3 separate regions of the Homo sapiens genome follow, and all the other regions are linked to region 3. A link is a contact called in ENCODE Hi-C or POLR2A ChIA-PET data. All regions are on one chromosome and are shown on one strand. Each heading gives the region's core, a stretch centred on a gene start or an enhancer-like site at or near the end of the contact. The rest is flanking DNA. Distances are from core to core; before and after follow the strand shown. Region 1 holds the start of RBMS2 (RNA binding motif single stranded interacting protein 2). Region 2 holds the start of CTDSP2 (CTD small phosphatase 2). Region 3 holds the start of NAB2 (NGFI-A binding protein 2).

Region 1 (2,700 bases), core at 198-2,697, 570 kb before region 3:
AACTAGAATAGAGACCAGAACTTCATTTGAGGGAGGGTTTGGGCTTAATATTTGTTGTCACAAAACAGACAGGGTTAATTTATATCTCAAGAAACTACTTAGGATGGCAGCAAGGTGGCCTTATGAAGGGATTTGAAGGCTTTCATTTAACATCCCTATTGCACTTGGATTGGTAGGGGTTACTGGATATCATTCTTAAGTTTTTGGTTTCCTTTCTTGTTAAGGTTACGCCTACAAAGACATTCTTTGGAAACTAGTAGAGGTAAGTGTTGCAACTCTATTAGGTTCTTGACTCTGAAATTTGTATTCCTTCCTAAGAATTTTGTGTTTTTATTCTGTTGAAGCATATGCTTCTTAAGTATTTTTTTTTTTTAAACAGCTCAAAGACAACTCAAAGCAGACATCCCAACTGTAGACTTCAATTTAGACATAAACTCCAGGTTTGGTGAGTTACTGTAATTGTTTCAGTTTCATGGATCTTAAAGATGAGGAAATAGCAGGGTAAAGTGTTAAATAAGATAGCCTGCAATTGTTAGAGAAATAACAAGGCACCAAGTTTCATGATATAGTCCAGTCTGATAATTCCTTCTTAAGTATGAACTCATTCCTCGGAGAATCTGAAATAGGAGTGAGGGGCATCAGCCCATTGGTATGACCCAAGAGAAACACATCTAAGGATCTGAAACTAGTTATACCCCATACTCTGTTTTGCTTAGCTCTGCTCTTTGGTGTGTTCCTCTGTTTGTTCCTTTGTACATTAAGATCACTATAAATGGGCCAGGGGTGGTGGCTCATGCCTGTAATCCCAGCACTTTGGGAGGTTGAGTGGGTGGATCACTTGAGGTCAGGAGTTCGAGACCAGCCTGGCCAAGATGGCGAAACCCCGTCCCTACTAAAAAATACAAAAATCAGCTGGGTGTGGTGGTGGTCACCTGTAATCCCAGCTACTCGAGAGGCTGAGGCAGGAGAATTGCGGAAGGTGGAGGTTGCAGTGAGCCGGATCCGGGATTGCACCACTGCACTTCAGCCTGGGTGACAGACTAAAACTCTGTCTCAAAAAAAAAAAAAAAAAATCACTGTAAGTGTAAAGTAGGGGAAGCCCTGAGCTTATCTCACACACTCTAACTCTGTTTTTTTTTTTTTTTTTTTTTGCGTGTTCTCCAAGGCAATGTCTCAGGAGCCCCTTTAAAATCAAGCTTGAAATCTTATAGCTGAGATCTAAGGGTGGAAATAAAGCCCTCATTGTCTTTATATGAGAATCGGAACTTGTTCATAGAGGAAAGGGGATAAATTTGAAAGGGGTTAGACCTAAGAACTCTTCTTTCTAGCTTTAACTCCTGAGACTATGAAAAACAAACAAAAAAAAACATCTTGGGCATTAGGACCCAGTGGAAGTGCCTCTGCCTCATTCAGACTCTGTTAACTTCTCTCAGTGACGTAAAGGAGCAGCCCGAGCTCATTCTCTGCCCGCAGCCCCCCTTCATCTCTCTCCTCCTGCTCCTTTTCTCCTCCTTTCTCCTCCCCCTCCCTTTTTTCCTCCCTCCCTCTCCCCCTTTCCCTCGCTCCCCTCCTCCCTCCCTCCCCGTCTTTCTTACCCCCTCCCTTTCTCTCTCTCTCTCTCTCTCGCTCGTTCCCTAACATTAAAGAGAAAATGCTGCTATCCGTGACTTCCAGGCCCGGGATTTCGACTTTTGGCTACAATAGAAACAACAAGAAGGTAGGGAAAAGCGCTTTTTTGGTATCTAGCTACTTCTTTTTCTGGGGATCTTGCAATGCCCTTGGTTTTTACATTCTTTTTAAAGAGGGGAAGGGGCTTCCTCTCTCAAGATTCCTAATTCCTCACCGCGCTTCTCCCTTTTCCACTACTGCTTTCTGCATCTTTCCTCAACTGGTTCTGGAGTTCAGGGAACTTTCAGTCTCTGCGAGGCCTGAAAAGACAGGGGAATTAAAAACAAATCAAGCTTGCAAGTTTGTATCCTTATGAAATGAAGTTAGTTTGACTTCCTGCTGATGTATCAATCTCCACAAGGATAATATGTCATTTCAGACCCTGTCCCCCAGTCCACCCCACCCCACAAGATTATTTTATTTTTTGATTAACTGTTTCCATTCTCTCCCCAACCTTCCCTCCTACCCATACCACCAGTAGTATTAGATAGCTGAAATCATAGATAGTCAGAGAAACCACAACAGTTTATCAAGAGCTGGGTATACTCTTCTAGACTACAGATCCTACCCCACCCAGCCTATAGAGAAGGAGTCTTGAGAGACATCGCACCTTGGGATTAAGGCACAGAGCGCTGTGATACTTTGGATCTTGTATTTGAACTGATACTTGGACCTCTGCAGATAGCCAGACTTTGCAGTGATCCTAGGAGTCTTTATGATTAACCCATGGCTGCCAGAGAATTGTGCTGTCCTTGGGCACATGGGGAGAGATGGACAATCTTGTCCATATTTGACAAGGAATATATTTGGCAGTTTCTGGCATTTCAGGGCGCACAGCATACTGATTAGGAGGAATTTCATGCTGTAGCAGGAAGAAGACTCTTTACCCTCTCTTTGTGTTGTAGCTGTTCTTTGAAGAAAAAATGTGACATAGACATTTAGGGAATCTTTTGCTCATCTAATGGAATGTTGGAGGGTGAGGAACGATTCCTGCTGCTTTCTCATGTACCTAATGAGACCATTAGAGGTGGA
Region 2 (2,700 bases), core at 114-2,613, 760 kb after region 3:
GACCAAACTAAGAGGTTCCACCCTCGGGCCCCAGCTTTCTCCCGCCCCGGGAGAGGCCTCGGCCTCCGCCTCACCCCCGCGAGGGCCTGCGGGCCCCCTCGCGCCTCCACCTGACGCTCTGGAAGGCGGGGGCCGCCAGCCGCTGCCCACAGAGAACTCGCACTTTTTCGCTGCGCGATTCAGAACCACGCCGGGTCTGATGCCATCCGGCGAATTATGTAACCAGGGACACCGCTCCCGGGCTAAACAAACGCGGCTCTGTGTGTGCAGCGCCGGCCCCGGGGGAGCGCACCGGGCAGGGAGGGGCTCTGGCCGGGCCTCAGGGTCGGGCTTGTTTGCTCAGCGAAACTGGTCAGAGGCAGCCGGGAGGGAGCCCGACGCCGCCAAGGTCCCGGGGCCTGCGCTGAGCCGGGAACCCGCCACGTCTGGTGCGCCAGGGCCCGGGCCCCTCCCCCACCGCGACCGCCCCCGCCTCCAAGAGGTGAACTTGGTCCCAAGTCCCGCCGGACGCCGTCACCGCCAGCTAGCTGCCCGAACGACCTCGGGCTTGGGGGGGCCTGCAAGTGCTGGACTCCAGTCTCGGTTCCGTTCCACCTGGGGCTCCCTCTGTCACCTTCCTAACCCCTCCCCGCGATCCCGGGGCAGCCGCGCGCGGCGGTGAAGGAAAGTGACGACCCCACCCCCAACTCCGGAGGCGGTGGACGCGGAGTGGCCCAGTGCTTCGAGAGCTACCCCTCCGTCTCTCAGCCCCGAGGGGGAGGGGTTGCGGGACAGGGTGACAGCTGCGCCGAAGACGCCCTTTCCGCTCGGGCGCCGGGATCCCCGTGCAACCCCCACGGAGGTCTGAGTGCCAGCCGGGATGCGGGGGCGGATGGACCGGAGGGGTCCAGTCGGGATCGCTGGCTCTAAGCCCTGGAGGTCAAGGGCCGAGACCTGGGTTCGGGGCTGTGCTAGCCCCCTCCGCGCCCGGGGGCGACGCAAAGTTTTGGGAAGTTGCTGCCCCTACCTTGCTTGGTGAGCACCAGGGCGTCTTCCCTCCGCGCCTGGGTGATGATGGAGCCGTGTTCCATCTAACAATCCCGCGGGCCCGGGCTGGCTGGGCGGGAGGACGGGCGGGCGCGCGGGCTGGGCTGGGCTGGGGGGCCTGGGCGGGGGCCCGCTCCGGCTCCCGAGACTCCGACTTCCACAGCTGTTCACATCCCCCCTCTCGTTTCCTCCCCGGACCGGGAAGGGAGGCGGCCTGTACAAAGGGCGGGCGGCCCGGGCAGCGGCTCCCCCGGGTGCCCCCGGCCCCGATCCCCCAGCGGCAGCTCCGGGCTCCTCAGTTTGGGTCCAACATGGAGAATCCGGAGCGAAAACAAGAGGAGGAAATGGGACACGGGGCGGTTTCCAGGCTCCCCCCTCCCCTCCGTACTCCAGATAAACAACCCGCGGCTGCAGCGCCCACCCCCGCGCGCCTCCCGGCTCTCGACTCGGCCTCTTCACGGCCAGCTGGAGCTTCCCGCTGGGGGCTGCGTCCTAGGCCCTGGGACCCTCCATCTGTGAGCGGCCGGGGCTGCGGACAGTCGGGAGCTTTGCTATTTTGTTACGGAAAAAGCGAATCCTCAAGGGGGGTGGGGTGGCGGGCGGGCAGGCTGGCGGGGGAGACTTGAAACCGTTCCGGTGCTCCGATTGGCTCTCTTGGAGAAAAGGGGCGTGGCCCCTCCTTACTATGCGGTGAGAGGACCTAACAACATTCCAGGCGCCACGGCCACGCCCCCGGGCCACTCCCCCCGCGCCAGACTGCGGCCTCCCAGTCTCCTCGGCCACACCCCCTTCCCAACTATTTAAAAGGCCGCTCCGAAGCTCACGTTCTGGTGCTCTGTGCTGGGGTGTTCTTTTCTCGGAGGGCGCACTCGGGGAAGGTGGAAAGGTTTCCCCCTTCAGGGGTGACCAAGACAAGCCGCTAAGCCTAACCTGACTCCAGCAGGGGATGGGGCGGATCGGAAGTTACCTTACCCCCCTGCTTAGCCCTAGAATCAAGGACGTACCAAGTCACATAAAAGTACAACCGTCGAGGCCAGGCGCGGTGGCTCACGCCTGTAATCCCAGCACTTTGGAAGGCCGAGGTGGGTGGATCACGAGGTCAGGAGTTCAAGACCAGCCTGGCCAAGATGGTGAAACCCCGTCTCTACTAAAAATACAAAAAAATTAGCCGGGCGTGGTGGCGGGCGCCTGTAATCCCAGCTACTCGGGAGGCTGAGGCAAAGACTTGCTTGAACCCGGGAGGCGGAGATTGCAGGTAGCCGAGATCGCGCCACTGCACTCCAGCCTGGGCGACAGAGCGAGACTCTGTCTCAAAAAAAAAAAAAAAAAAGTACAACCTTCGAATCCCGAAAGGGGTGTGTGCGTGTGGGCGGACCTAGGACTCCAGAGTATAAGAGCTGGAACTGACCTCGGGACTGTGTCCCCCAAAACACTGAAAATGAGACCTGAGGTGCTGGGCTTTCCTCACACCCACCGACTTACTCCCATTTAGGCGGCCCCGACTCCGCCCCTCCTCCCTACCTCCCTCATCCTACCCCTCTCTTTTTGCCCCCACAGTCCCAGCTTCCTTTAGATGGATGGAGGTCTCTCGGAGGAGCTTCAGCTTTGTGGACTCAGGCTGCCTTCCCCACTTGCTCTTTAGGCCTCGGGGCACGCTCCGCTGGCTACAGCTCC
Region 3 (2,700 bases), core at 99-2,598:
ACAGAGAGGCGGGGCGGGGCTGAGATTCCGGACTAGGGGAAACCTCACCTGTGGCCAGTCCGCTCGCTTTCCCCGGCCCCCACCCCCCCTCCTTTCCCTGGGGCTTAGAGTCTATGGGCCGGGCCCTTAGAGCCCCCGCCTCCCCCAACAGCCCTCCCAGCCGTGGGCGGGAGTGCAATGCGAACCAGATGGGGCTAGGAGAAACCAAAGGGGGAGACGGTGGTGGGTTGCAGAGGCGGGGGCTAAGCTCCTTCAAGGCGCTCCTCCTTCCAGCTCCGCCGCAGGAAGTCACGTCGTAGGCTCCCGACCTCTTACTCATCTTCCACTAGACTCTCGGGCGAGGTCCCTAATAGACGGCCCCAGGAAGGGTATCGTCTTTGTCACACAAAATTCCCAGGCAGGGCCTCATCCTCAGCAAACAGAGGACAAGTGGAGGAATCCCTGCCTGACCTACGCGCTGACAAAAGCCGACGCGTCTAATCAACACGCGCACCTAAGTGGTGGCGTGCAGCATAACCCTCCCATTCCTGTTTCCCAAACTTTCCAGGCTAGCATGGAGGCCTGGGTTTCTGAGAGCGACCCCCTCAGATTATTCCATTGGGGCTGAGGAGGGGCGCGGGGATATCTAGGAGATCCCTGCAGAGCCCCACGCTCTCAGGCCCGCCTTAAGTGCACACTATACGGGAGTCAGATGCACGCACAGGAGAAGCCGCACAGCCCAGCCTTCGCTAACTTTTCCCGGCTCACTGCTAACATTCACACGTCCAGCACCACAAGGCCTGAGTATGGGCAACGGGCGTCCCCGTAGTTGTTTAGGCGCGTGTGCACGTCCGTGCGCTTCTGTGTCTTTGTGTACTTGTGCGTGGTTGTGAAACTCCTCTCTCAGCTCGGAGGGGTGGGGGAGAGAAGGAATGTCGCCGGCGGGGCGCTCACGTGGGTACGTGGGCGCCAAGAGGGCCGGCTGTGCATCCGGCGTGGGCGGCACAGAACGACCTCGCCCCGCCCGCTGGGTCCCCAAGCCCGCCCTGCACAGCCGGGCCTCGGTCACCTCGGTCCCCAATTCGGCGCCCCGGCTCTGAATCCCCGCCCCCGCCTCCTGCTCCACACCCCCTCCCCCCCCGTCTCCGCCTCTCCCAGTCTCTAAGCCGCGGCGTCTCCGCGGCCGAGAGGCCCCAGCGCCCGCCTCCCCGGCCCCCGCCCCCACCCCCGCCCCCGGCTCTGCCCACGCCCTCCGCCCGCCAGCCCGGCAGCCAGCGCAGCTCCGGGCCTCGCTCCCTGTGCGTCCTGCGGGGGCGGAGGCGCGGAGAGGCGGCAAGCGCAGCCGGGGAGGGTGGGGGGGCAGAGGCACAGACAGAGGCGCGGAGGCTCGGAGAGAGAAGACGTGGAGGGAGGGACAGAGCCTGGACAGCGGTGGACACGGCATCGTGCGCGGGGAAGAGGGCAGCACGCAGCAGGCGCCGAGCGCCGGGCACCGAGAAGGGCAGCCCGGGTGATCTCCGGCCGTCCATGCACAGAGCGCCTTCCCCCACAGCCGAGCAGCCGCCGGGCGGAGGGGACAGCGCCCGCCGGACCCTGCAGCCCAGACTCAAGTTAGTGGGCAAAGGGAGGCAGCGGGGAGTGGAGATGGGTGGAGCTGGACTTGGGAATGGGGTCCAGAGGGCGGAGGTCGAGGGGAGGACGTGGGGAAGCAGGACGGGGGTGGGGGGTGGAGACTGATGGAAAAGGGGGTGCGTCTTCGAATTAGGGGGCCCTGGGAGCAGGCAAGCATCTGATGAAGCTGGATATGAAAGAGTAGTACCCAAATCTCCATTCCTGGTTTACTCTGTGGGCTCCATCTGGCCTAAGAGCCCCCTGCAAAGAATGTGGGAGCCTCCAAGCACCAGGGGATGCCCTGGAGCTCGAGCTGGCATCAGTGCGGAAGGTGGGGGGACGCTCAGTTGCCTCAGTCCCTCGTTGGCACGGAGCGCGCGGGCCCCCGGTGCCTTTGAGTTAAAGGAGCATCAGCGGGGGAAAGGGGGGGTGACGAGGGAGGCAGGGAGGCCTTAGGCGTTCCTTCCCATATCTGTCCCTTTATTCACAGAGCGGGGAGGGGAGTTTCAGTGTGCAGCCCCTTCATCAAGAGGCCTTGAGCCGCTCCCCCACTCCACTTGAAGATGCGGGTGGAAAATATGGGAGAGGAGAGTAGGCGGGAGCCCCTGGGCGGTTTTCGCCTACAGACGCTACCACTGTGGGAGTGTGTGTGGGCGGAACGGCCCCGGAGCAGAACAATTGCGCCCCTCCCCCTGCCACGGCCCCTGAGCTGAAGGAAAAGGCTGACCGAGGAAGTGGGGAGTGTCACTGCTAGGAGAGGGGCCACTGAGGAGCACTGGGCAGCCTGGAAGGGTGGAGAGGTTCTGAGGGGAGAGAGGAAGCGTGCGTTAAGAATGCTTAACCAGGCCGGGCGGGCCCGGTGGCTCAGGCCTGTAATCCCAGCACTTTGGGAGGCTGAGGCGGGTGGATCACGAGGTCAGGAATTCGAGCCCAGCCTGACCAACATGGTGAAACCCCGTTTCTACTAAAAATACAAAAATTAGCCGGGCATGGTGGCGGGCGCCTGTAATCTCAGCTACTCAGGAGGCTGAGGCAGGAGAATCGCTTGAACCCGGGAGGCGGAGGTTGCAGTGACAGCGCCACTGCACTCCAGCCTGGGTGACAGAGCGA

The links. Hi-C counts contacts between places; a loop is a spot of excess contacts on that map. ChIA-PET counts read pairs that join two places held with the same protein, here RNA polymerase II (POLR2A). Pooled maps may share reads with other maps.
Region 1: a pooled map shows a loop between it and region 3 (3-fold over the local background). The contact joins the promoter of RBMS2 here to the promoter of NAB2 in region 3. A Hi-C loop is called at or near these places in 8 of 50 pooled maps. POLR2A ChIA-PET finds 5 or more read pairs at or near these places in 2 of 52 experiments (AG04450 and MCF 10A).
Region 2: a map of CD4-positive, alpha-beta memory T cell shows a loop between it and region 3 (10-fold over the local background). The contact joins the promoter of CTDSP2 here to the promoter of NAB2 in region 3. A Hi-C loop is called at or near these places in 1 of 168 maps with a recorded cell type or tissue (CD4-positive, alpha-beta memory T cell) and 13 of 50 pooled maps. POLR2A ChIA-PET finds 5 or more read pairs at or near these places in 1 of 52 experiments (OCI-LY7).

What each region holds. Positions count from the first base shown.
Region 1 is chr12:56,520,373-56,523,072 of GRCh38, forward strand. It overlaps RBMS2 (RNA binding motif single stranded interacting protein 2), which reads left to right and starts at 1,448. Exons shown (of 14, transcript NM_002898.4): 1 at 1,448-1,717. The coding sequence starts at 1,652. RefSeq lists an enhancer at 1,883-2,626.
Region 2 is chr12:57,845,366-57,848,065 of GRCh38, forward strand. CTDSP2 (CTD small phosphatase 2) reads right to left here and starts at 1,364. Exons shown (of 8, transcript NM_005730.4): 1 at 1,007-1,364. The coding sequence starts at 1,070. RefSeq lists silencers at 186-485, 1,076-1,505, 1,516-1,595, 1,666-1,845.
Region 3 is chr12:57,087,766-57,090,465 of GRCh38, forward strand. It overlaps NAB2 (NGFI-A binding protein 2), which reads left to right and starts at 1,349. Exons shown (of 7, transcript NM_005967.4): 1 at 1,349-1,589. The coding sequence starts at 1,507. It also overlaps a transcript of NEMP1 not described here. RefSeq lists an enhancer at 621-670 and a silencer at 941-1,560.